Linked DNA regions of Homo sapiens: region 1 is linked to region 2. A link is a contact called in ENCODE Hi-C or POLR2A ChIA-PET data. All regions are on one chromosome and are shown on one strand. The core of a region is the stretch at or near the end of the contact, and the rest is flanking DNA. Distances in the headings are between cores, read along the strand shown.

What was found. Hi-C counts contacts between places; a loop is a spot of excess contacts on that map. ChIA-PET counts read pairs that join two places held with the same protein, here RNA polymerase II (POLR2A). Pooled maps may share reads with other maps.
Region 1: a loop to region 2 is called in a pooled map, with 2.4 times the contacts of the local background. The contact joins two enhancer-like sites. A Hi-C loop is called at or near these places in 2 of 50 pooled maps. POLR2A ChIA-PET finds 5 or more read pairs at or near these places in 2 of 52 experiments (AG04450 and WTC11).

Annotation. Positions count from the first base shown.
Region 1 is chr2:227,409,261-227,415,237 of GRCh38, forward strand. No RefSeq gene overlaps it. Among named protein-coding and RNA genes, the nearest start is that of SCYGR1, 24 kb to the left of the region's middle. RefSeq lists an enhancer at 2,350-2,549. Within about 2 kb of position 2,296, at least 4 of the 41 ENCODE cell types and tissues checked have a DNase peak (open chromatin) inside an H3K27ac peak, as active enhancers do.
Region 2 is chr2:227,305,058-227,310,804 of GRCh38, forward strand. It overlaps COL4A3 (collagen type IV alpha 3 chain), which reads left to right. Exons shown (of 52, transcript NM_000091.5): 47 at 1-26; 48 at 2,653-2,862; 49 at 3,842-4,019; 50 at 4,147-4,261; 51 at 5,719-5,747. MFF-DT (MFF divergent transcript) reads right to left here. Exons shown (of 14, transcript NR_102371.1): 2 at 403-598. Among named protein-coding and RNA genes, the nearest start is that of MFF-DT, 17 kb to the right of the region's middle. Within about 2 kb of position 3,879, at least 2 of the 41 ENCODE cell types and tissues checked have a DNase peak (open chromatin) inside an H3K27ac peak, as active enhancers do.

The DNA.
Region 1 (5,977 bases), core at 1,046-3,545, 100 kb after region 2:
CAATGAGCCGGACTTGGTGGCGCATGCCTGTAATCCCAGCTACTTGGGAGGCTGAGGCAGGAGAATTGCTTGAACCCTGGAGGTGGAGGTTGCAGTGAGCCAAGATCGTGCCATTGCACTCCAGCCTGGGTGACAGAGTGAGACTCTGTCTCAAAAAAAAAAAAAGTATATATATATATGTGTATATATATATATATATACACACACACATATATATACACACACACATATATTCAATGTATTGAATGGTCTGTCCAGTTGAAGCCCTGATTCTAGACTAGATAATTTGTTGGCTTCTTGTTAGATCACTCTTAACAGAAATGTGACTGGACTTAGAATCAGTCTGGAAGCATTGTGGATACTCTGGAGTCTGACGTTTCTTGTCCCTTAACATTCAGCTCGTCTTTCCTGAGTTATACCTCTTAGTCATTTCCCTTTGAAATTAAGAGAAGGGCCTCAAATCTTAAAAATGGAAGAATACGGCCGGGCACAGTGGCTCACACCTGTAATCCCAGCACTTTGGGAGGCTGAGGCAGGCAGATCACCTAAGGTCAGGAGTTCGAGACTAGTCTAGCCAACATGGTGAAACCCCGTCTCTACTAAAAATACAAATATTAGCCAGGCATGATGGCGCACACCTGTAATCCCAGCTAGTCGGGAGGCTGAGGCAGGAGACTGGCTTGAACCTGGGAGGCAGAGGTTGCAGTGAGCCGAGATCACACCACTGCACTCCAGCCTGGGCGACAAAGTGAGATTCATCTCAAAAAAAAAAAAAAAAAAAAAAGGAGGGATAGAAGGTCTTGTGTTATTAAGACATAGAAGAAAAGTTAGTTGAGAATCTCACTGGCCACACCCCAAGAGGGGACATTTGGCCACTGCGGGTACATTGGGTGGTCTAGGGAATTGGCTGGGTCTGGGACACACTTGTTAAGCTCCTGAAACTTAGAGTTGAACAGAACAACAGCAGCTAGTATAACGACTTGAAAGGTCCTTTGATGAATTTTAATACCTGGACGCATAAATATTTGTGTTTGATACTTTTAGGCATCTGAAAGAAGTGTCTGATTTCCTTGCTAAGGGATTGGCCTCAGGAACAGATGCATACCAGTGTTGAAATTCTCCTCAGCCTCGTGACTGGCAGTGATTCTTGTGTATCTGCCCTCTGCCTGTGTTGGAGCTGCTAAATTGTAAGAATTTGTAAGTTGGTAAAATACTTCTAAAAACCCTCAGCTCCATAAATATTTTTAAATTTAAATTTAATTTTGTTTTAGAGATAGGGTCTTGCTATATTGCCCAGGCTGGTCTCAAACTCTTGGGCTCAAAGCATCCTCCCATGTCAGCCTCCAGAGTAGCTGGCACTACGGGCACATGCCTTGCTTTGCTCTTTAATTTTTTTTTTCTTTTTTTTTTGAGATGGTCTCTTGCTCTGTCACCCAGGCTGGAGTGCAGTGGCACAATCTCAGCTCACTGCAACCTCTGCTTCCCAGGCTCAAGCGATTCTCCTGCTTCAGCCTCCTGAATAGTTGGGATTACAGGCATGTGCCACCACACTTGGCTAATTTTTGTATTTTTAGTAGAGACGGGGTTTCACCACATTGGGCAGGCTGGTCTCGAACTCCTGACCTCAGGTGATCCACTCGCCTTGGCCTCCCAAAGTGCTGAGATTATAGGTGTGAGCCACCGTGCCTGGCCAGCTCTTTAAATCTTAACGTAGTAACACCGTTACTAATTTCTCAGCTGCTTTTCTGAGTTTAACAATTTCTGACTGAATGCTTTATTTATAGGTTGACAATTCTCAGTACCCCTAGTCAGCCAAATGTGTCTCTCTCCACAACAGAGACTCACCTTCTCGTGGCTGCAAGCTGTGCAGCTGAAGAGGGATTCTGGAGAAAGAAGGGGAATCCTTTTGTTTGGGTCTATTAATGCTACGCAATGTGCCTGGGTTCTTGGAGGGAGACATATCCCATTCTTCCTTATTCCCTCCCATTGACTATACAGGAGAAACTGTATGGAGCTTACTTCAGAAAAACTATTAAGTCCCAAAGATGTGAAGTGTTTTGAATTTTATTCAAGTCCAACCTTGCAGGGCAACAACTCAACACAGCCATTCCTGCTCTTTCAGGAGAAGCCACAAGTGTGGGAAGACAGGCAGCTAAGTCTAGGGCACAGACAAATTAGTCATACTGTCTGCTTAGATCCTGAGGGCCTGCGAAACCCTCAAGGTTTCCTGGTGTCATCTTAAGGTGCTAGTTATTCCATTCTGGCTGCCTTTTGATTCATTTGGTTTTCTGCCCACAGGCAAGCAGAGGCGAAACCAACCTGCCAACTCTTACCTCAAACCCATTGAGAGAGACCTGGGGATTTCCTAGGGTTTTATTTTTACCTATTGCTCCCCAAACAGAAGTTCCATTACACAGAAGCATTTCTTTTTTTCTTTTTCTTTTCTCTTTTTCTTTGAGACGGAGTCTTGCTCTGTCACCCAGGCTGTCATGCAGTGGCACCATCTTGGCTCACTGCAATATCTGCCTCCCGGGTTCAAGAGATTCTCAAGCCTCATCCTCTCGAGTAGCTGGGATTACAGGTGTGTGCCACCACATCCAGCTAATTTTGTATTTTTAGTAGAGACGGGGTTTTGCCATCTTGGCCAGTCTGGTCTCGAACTCCTGACTTCAAGTGATCTGCCCGCCTCAGCCTCCCAGAGTGCTGGGATTACAGGCATGAGCCACCGCGCCCGGCCACACAGAAGCATTTCTCAGTGCCTAATCTAGTTTGCATATCAACTATTATGGAATAAAGAAACCAACAAGACCTTGCATTGCACTCCCTGGGTGGGATGACATATGCCTATCAAGGCCAGAGCCTCCTGAAACCCATCTCTTATTTCTGTTGGCACTGCTCCCACCCAGACAGAAATGAGTTAGAGTGAGGCATTCTCCCTAGTAACCACGGGAAGTAGGATTTCTCCCTGCAGAGGAGCAAAGGAATAGAGGAATGAATATCTTTGACTCCTACTCCTGTTCACCTTATGGGAGTCTTCTCTGATCCCCACAGCTAAAACACCGTCACTTCTACCCCATTCATCTTTATGCTCTTATCTGGCTTTATCTTTCCTGTCTTTTCCCCCACCAACACTTACCTCCCCCCTGCCCTAGAATGTGAGCCCCCTGAGCGCAGGATCTGTCTGATTCATTTACTGCTGTATCCTCAGTGCCCGAAACAGTATCTGTCCCATTTCTGAGTGCACAAAAAAAAAATCTGTTAAACAAATAGGGGACCTCTACTATTGCCAGGCACTGTGTCAGACCCTGTGCATACACTATACATGTGACACAGGTAGGTGTTAGTGGCATCATTCTACAGATGAAGAACCCAGGGAGTAACAAAGGAGGTGACATAACTTCCTCAAGGTCACACACTTAGTAAATAGTTGAGCATTTACTGCCTCTAGAGGGTCTATCCTCTAGAACTTGATCCCTTTTGTCAAATGCAAGAGCTAAAGAATTGTCGAGTAGAGTGTGTTTCATTCTTGAAACCATCTCAGTTTTCTACCTAGGTAGAATTTAGGAAAACAGAAGGGATGGCAAATATATATATATATAAAAACAGAGGAAACCTTCTTGAGGGTTACAACTTAAACAAGCACAGCCCAATACAAAATACTCTGAACTAAAATCAAACAACAATTCTCAGTATCTCAGAGGGTTTGATTAGTTTACTTAAAGTTTTTCAATCATCCCATATGCATTTACTGAGGCCCTCGTATGTGCCAGGCTCTGGGCTAAGTGCTCCGATACTAAGAGAAAGGCGGTAGACTTAGCCCTGTGGAATTTACTGTCCACCTGAGAACAATGAACCCAAGAGGTGTAAGAGACCAGGATTTCTGAAGAATACAGAAGAAATACTCAGTGTGCTTGGAGAGCAAGTGAAAGAGGGTCTGGCATAGACTGTGGGGCGGGGAGGGCAGGTCAGGGAAGATTGGCCCGAGGAAATGGTTTTAGAAGGGAACTAAACTTACCCTGGAGATTATAGTTGTCAAAGAAAAGCAAATCATAAACAGCCAGGACACACAACACAGACGTTACAGAGACACTGACAAGAGGAAATGGGAAGGAGGCGATTAGATTCATGGGCAGGAGCTCAGAGGAGAGGTACGGGCTGGAACTATATATTTGGAAGTCATTGGCTTACAGAAGGTAATTGAAATTGTAGGTGTCGATGAGATCATCTTGGAAAAAATTACACAGCAAGAAAAGAAGGGAGTCCAGCCCTGAGCTTTAAGGAAGTCTAACACGTAGTGGCTGGGAAGGGGAGGAGTTGCCAGCCAAGATGCCCGGGAAGGAGCGGGCGAGAGAGGCAGGAGGGAATGTAGGAATTGTGGCCATGTGAAATCCAGTGGAGAAAAGCTCTCAAAGGAATCATGTGTGCAGAGCCAACACTGCTGAGGGGCCAGAGATAGGAGGACGCAGAGATGAACAGGTGACAATGAAGTCATAGGTGACCCTGGGGAGAGGTCCTTAGGTGGCATGATGTGAGCAAGAGTCTGATGACAGGCAGATGAGAAAGGGTGGGAAGGGAGGGAATGGAGATGGTATCACCCAGTGGTCTGCAAACCAGGACCCACACACCAAATCTGGCTGGAGGCCTATTTATTTATTTATGATGTATTTATTTATTTTGCAAGGGCCTGTTTTTGTAAAGGAGATTTCACTGGAACACAGCCATACCCATTCACTTACATACGTATTATGGGCTGAATTTTATCCTCCTCCTTGACACTTAATTTTTTAAATTGTATATATTTAAGGTATATAACATGATGTTTTGATATACATAAACATAGGAAAATGATTTCCTTTTTAAAAAATTTTAATCAGGCCAAAAGAGAGAGAAAAAAGAATAAATATTCCTATAGTGAAATGATTTCTACAGTGAAATGAACACATTCCCTCATCTCATATAGCTACCTTTTTGTGTGTGGTAGAAATACCTAACAACTGCTCACTTAGCAAATTTCCAGTATACAGTACATTATTATTATAATTATTATTATTCTTAGAGACAGGGTCTCACTCTGTTGCCCAGGCTGGAGTGCAGTGACAGTCACAGCTCACACTGCCGCTTCAAACTCCTGGCCTCAAGCGATCCTCCCACCTCAGTGTCCTGAGTAGCCAGGACTACAGTTTTGTGCCACCACACCTGGCTAATTTCTTTTTAAATTTATGTTATACCTTTTGTAGAGACGGGAATCTCACAATGTTGCCTAGGCTGGTCTCGAACTTCTGGCTTCAAGCAATCCTCCTGTCTCAGCCTCCCAAAGTGCTAGGATTATAGGTGTGAGCCACTGTGCCCGGCCACAATACAATATTATTATTAACTATAGTGTCCCTCCCAAACTAATATGCTGAAGTCCTAACTCCAGTGCCTTAGAATGTGACTGTATCTGGAGATAGAGATAGGGTCTTTAGAGAGGTGAATAAGTTAAAATGTGGTCATTAAGGTGGGCCCTAATCCTGATAAAGAGGGGGAGATTAGGACAGACAGACACAGAAGGCAGGCCACGTGAAGACACAGGGAGAAGATGGCCATCTGCAAGCCAAGGAGAGAGGCCTTAGGAGAAACCAACCTTACCAATATCTTGTTGTCGGACTTCCAGCGTCCAGAACTGTGAGGAAATAAATTTCTGTTGCTTAAGGCACCTAATCTGTGGTTCTTTGTTATGGCAGCCCTAGCAGCCCATTGGCTATTTTTGCACTACACAAGTTGCAGAGTTGAGTAGTTACAACAGAAGCTGTATGGTGAGCAAGGCCAAAAATATTCAGTAGCTGGCTCTCCACAGACATTGTTTGCCAAGGCTAGGCATGGTAGCTCACCTGTAATCCCAGCACTTTGGGAGGTCAAGGTTGGTGGATCTTTTGAGCTCAGGAGTTTGAGATCATCCTGGGCAACATGGCAAAACCCCATCTCTACAAAAAAATAC
Region 2 (5,747 bases), core at 2,629-5,128:
CAACAAAGGTTCTAAAGGAGAGCCAGGTAAACCCCCAGCTTGTTTCCTCACCGAAGAAGTGCTATTTCGACATACAGAGAAGTCTTGTTCGAGTGGGTGACTATATGAGTTATCTAGGCCTTTGAGTTTATGTTGTTCAGATCAGACCAAAGGCCAAGGATCAAATGTTCATTTGGAAGATGAGAATCAAGAATTATTGGAACACAGTATTTTTCCGACCTCTTAGCTGGTCAGATGGGCTCCAAACTGATGCACAGTTTAGCCTGAGGACAAATAGAACTAATAAGTCCTATGGGTGTTCTTTCAAAAAGGCCAATACCTGTTTTTAATAACTTATAGGAGTTGTTAGTTAATAATTATTTATAGGAGCAGTACATAAGTATGTAGCTAGAAAAATATTACCTTGGTATGAGTAGAAGAGCAACTGAGTATCCTTTTTTAAGAAAGCCATCTTTTAAAAATGCCATTCTTCATGGTGGTGGGTGCCTGTAATCGCAGCTACTTGGGAGGCTGAGGCAGGAGAATCGCTTGAACCTGGGAGGTGGAGGTTGCAGGGAGCCAAGATCACACCACCGCACTCCAACCTGGGTGACAGACTCTGTCTCAAAAAAAAAAAAAAAAGCCATTCTTGAATAGAATTCAACAATTCATGCGTGTCCTGAAAAGGGAACTCTTAAGTATAGTGTTTTATTCTGAACATATGCTGTATGTGTCAGTTTGATACCTGGATCAACATCTACCTTCTGCAGATGTTTCAAAGCACTCTTCTGGAAACTACCTCGATATCCAAATCTTCTATTTTTAGGATTGCTGACTTTGTTAAAGCAAGAAAAAATTCTAAATGTGCTTTCTGAATTTACTGACATATATCATGCTCAGATCTACTATATTAAAATGGTAAAGACTATAGACTTAAATTTTTAAAAATTCAAATATGATGTTAATATAATACTAATTGCATAACTACATGTGATTTAATATTGTCATAGGTGCACAGTAGAGTGCTATTAATCATTCAACTTTCCTTAAAGTGTGGTTTTTGAAGTGATAAACCATTCTTATTAAGAATTCTATTAATTTAAAAATTTTAATGACCAAGGCTTTAATGCCCTAAGAATGGGGCAACAGCAAGAGCAAGGGCACTGCAATATAAATTTTGTAGAGAACTAATTAGCAAGTAGACAGTTCAATGCTATGGAGGCCTCACAAGAATGACAAAGGGATCTAAGAGTCAAACTGCACTGGCATAAACTGATAGCCCTGGCCCCTTTCTTGGAGATACAGAAATGCATTGGATATCACACATTTGTATAAAAGCTCACTTCCAGTTCCTGCCCTGCTCAGCTAATCACTTCCCAATTCCTGTGCAGAGATGAGGAGACATCTTTTGTTTGGGGCCAACTATAGCTCCCTCTGAATGAGGGCAGGGGTTAGGAAAAGAGAAAAATGTGTCTCCCCAATATATTAAAACCATGGCAACTTGGATTTTTCAAGTAAGACATCAGACCGGAGAATTTGGATGTGGCCTATTTTTAATTTCAAAAAACCACTCAAGGTCCCTGGAGGAGACAAGAGTGGGCAGAATTCAGAGAAAATTGAAAAAATGCATAATATTGGGGCTTTTACAAATTTCTGAGGAAAGTCCTGACTTCCGAGTCAGGACTAAACTGTGACCCTGCCTGACTCCCAGGGGCACGGATGTCCCAGGGGCAACAAAACTAATTCCTGTGATGATGTAGGCCCAAAGTCTAACCATCGCTGTTTTCTCTGTGATTCCTTAGGACCCTAGAGAACCATGGCCCAAGTCTGGTTGGGGAGGGAGTCAGCGTACAGTGGCAGCAGAAATGGATGGGAGTGAGGAAGTGGTAGCCAATGCCAATACCATAAATAATAGCCGTTCAATGAAAGAAAGGAGAAGGAAGTTAAAGAGGAATGGAAGAGAGGATAGCTCACTGGTTCTCATCTAGAACACGACAAGTGTGGATTAGCCTTGTCCAAATCCATACTCCAAAGTATAGAAAGTTTTTCTCCACAGAGAGAAAAATGTACAGAAACGATTTACTTTGTTTTTAACTCATATAAATAAACTAACCCTTATTACAGTGAAAAAAAAAGCCTTCTCTTCTTACTTGACTTACAAATTGATCAAAACTTCCTTGAAGTTTGAACCTTTAAAAAGAGCTTTCAATGTTTTCTGCAATTGTTTATTGTAGACAATGTTGCAATAATTTGTGAATTTATCAAAACCATAAGTAATTTTTGTTATCTACTCGAATAGACTAAGTTGTAGATATTTGATTTTTCCCCCATCACATTGTAGGAGGATTCATTCATTTATTCATAAAAAACATACATAAGACCTACCAGATGCAGGCAGGCCACTGTGCCAGGCCTCACAGAGGAATTCAAAGATAAAGACCTGATCTCAAAAAACGCATCAAATATACACAAACATTGATAAGAAGAGGCACTGTGTGATAAACTGCTTAACATTTAATAATACTGTTTGGCCATTTTTATAAGCCACTCTTCTCTAGGATTGCTTTCAATTTATGGGCTCAACATATATAAAATATATTTAAATTAGTACTTTGAAAAAACGAGTTTAAGATTTTTGTGTATGTTGCAACATTTAGAATGTGTTTTTTGAAGGACCAGCTGGATCAGATGGATTGCCAGGTTTGAAAGGAAAACGTGGAGACAGTGGATCACCTGCAACCTGGACAACGAGAGGCTTTGTCTTCACCCGACACAGTCAAACCACAGCAATTCCTTCATGTCCAGAGGGGACAGTGCCACTCTACAGTGGGTTTTCTTTTCTTTTTGTACAAGGAAATCAACGAGCCCACGGACAAGACCTTGGTAATGTCCCAGTCCCAGTTGCCAGTTGTGCTGTTCCACATGCAGATTGTAAATCTTTATAGCCTAGGATGCTTCCCTCTGAAGTTAAGTGTAAATAACCTTGAGTGTCTCCTGATACATTTTAAAGAGAGCAAATAAAACACTGGCCTGTCTAATTTTCATTCTGGAATGTAAAATGGTGGAAGGAGCCTAGCTCAGGAATGCTAGCCTAGCTCCTCCCATTCAGTGCAAACAATTTGCCCCTAAAACTCCCTAAACCACCTGTCTGCATTTATCTTTTTGGTGCTTTTTCTTTTTCTTTTTTCTTTTTCACACAGGGTCTCACTTTCATCACCCAGGCTGGAGTGCAGTGGTGCAATCATGGCTCACTGCAGCCTCCACATCCTAGGCTCAAGCCATCCTCCCACCTCAGACTCCCAAATGGCTGGGACTACAGGCACACACCACTATACCAAGCTAATTTTTTTGATTTTCAGTAGAGATGAGGTCTGGCTATGCTGTCAAGGTTTCTCTCAAACTCTTGAACTCAAGCAATCCTCCCTCCTCAGCCTCCCAAAGTGCTGGGATTACAGGCGTGAGCCACCATGCCCAGCCCACCCATTTGCTTTTCAATCTCACAAATAACTGCTTTTCTAAACCTTTATTTGGTTATTAGCTATTATGTACATATGAATAAGTGGGAATACTTTGAAGCAAAAACACTATCCCAACTGATCTATGCTAGCCCCCATGTTCTAAATCGATTAGAAAGAGCCACCGGAAGTATTAAAGGTGGGAGAAAGAAGATTTGTTTGCCTATTGGATCTTTGATTTCTATCAGTATGAAAACTTTTCAATACTACATTTTGCAGATAACTCTTTTGTGTTGTCTTTGTCCAGCTTTTGCTGCAGGTTACATTTAAATTAGCTTCTCTCTAGTAACGATGCTGAAAATAACTTTAACTTACTGAAAGTGATACTCAGTCTGATGTTTCATTAGGAACTCTTGGCAGCTGCCTGCAGCGATTTACCACAATGCCATTCTTATTCTGCAATGTCAATGATGTATGTAATTTTGCATCTCGAAATGATTATTCATACTGGCTGTCAACACCAGCTCTGATGCCAATGAACATGGCTCCCATTACTGGCAGAGCCCTTGAGCCTTATATAAGCAGGTAAAAATCCAATCCCCTAGTTTTACAATGGGACCAAGTGAATCACTTCCCTTGTAATGGAATGAAAGGCAGCACATGACAGTGCAGAAAGTGGCAATGCCGCCATAGTCTTTGTTTCATGTTACAGATGCACTGTTTGTGAAGGTCCTGCGATCGCCATAGCCGTTCACAGCCAAACCACTGACATTCCTCCATGTCCTCACGGCTGGATTTCTCTCTGGAAAGGATTTTCATTCATCATGGTGAGGAGAAAAGGAACAGGAGGTTTAGGGTAAAGACTACCTGTAGAATGTTACATTGTGCTGGGTAAAATGTGATTCCCAGGGTCGATGCTGCCTGCTGTCCGTGTGTGCAACATGCCATAGACATTTCCTTGAAAATCTACAAACAGACTTTTTTTTTTTACTTTTGGTAAATAATGGAGTACTAAAAAAGACTTCTCAGGAGGAGATTACCTACAAATTCTATTATGAAATTTAGGTGAATAGTAGCTGCGTTTTATTGATAATGGAATGTCTCTTTTTATTATTTTTTTTATCTTTTGAGACAGATTCTCGCTCTGTCACCCAGGCTGGAGTGCAGTGGAGTGATTTTGGCTCACTGCAACCTCCGCCTCCCAGGTTCAAGTGATTCTCCTGCCTCGGCCTGCTGAGTAGCTGAGATTGCAGGTCTGTGCTACCATGCCCAGCTAATTTTTGTATTTTTGGTTTTTTGTTTGTTTTGTTTTTTTAGTAGAGACTGGGTTTCACCATATTGCCCAGGCTGGTCTCAAACTCCTGACCTCCAGTGATCTGCCCAACTCAGCCTCCCAAAGTGCTGGGATTACAGGCATGAGTCACTGCACCCAGCCTGGAATGCCTATTTTTTATAAGATAACTGCTTTACATACATTCTCTGTAATTTTTATGAAAACGCTCATAGGTAATTTCTATCATTTACAGTTTTACAAATAAGAATGAAGTACTTTCCCCAGGGTCTTACAACTATTTAGTGGAAAAGCTAGGATCTGAACCCAGGTCTATCTGCTCCAAAATCTGTGCCCCTTTTGACATTCATATGGAGATAAAAGCAAAGAAAAATAGTCTTTTAAAGAAAAAGCTTTCAGATGTAAATGCTAGTGAAGAAGTTTATGGATTGGCCATGTGTGACTGTGATGACTGTCATAGCTGCACGCAGGTGGTTCTTTCTTTTTTCTTTTTCTTTGTCTCTTGAGACAGAATCTCCCTCTGTCGCCCAGGCTGGAGTGCAGTGGTGCAATCTTGGCTCACTGCAATCTCCACCTCCTGGCTCACTACAATCTCTGCCTTCTGGCTCACTGCAATCTCTGCCTCCAGGGTTCAAGCAATTCTCTTGCCTCAGCCTCCTGAGTAGCTTGGACTACAGGCACATGCCACCATGCCGGCTACTTTTTGTATTTTTAGTACAGACATGATTTCACTATGTTGGCCAGGCTGGCCTCAAACTCCTGACCTCAAGTGATCTGCCCACCTAGGCCTCCCAAAGAGCGAGCTGGGATTACAGGTGTGAGTCACTGCGCCTGGCCACATAGGTGGTTATTTCTAATCTGTAGCATCGCTCATGATCATTCCTCCCCTTTCTTTACTCACAGTTGCCCATTCATTCAAAAAAAAAAGTAGAGAATTGAAAATTTGAACCCCAATGGACAGAGTGTTTATTCAGATTTTTAAAATTGTGGTAGTTCACAAGTGCAGGTTCTGAGGGCACCGG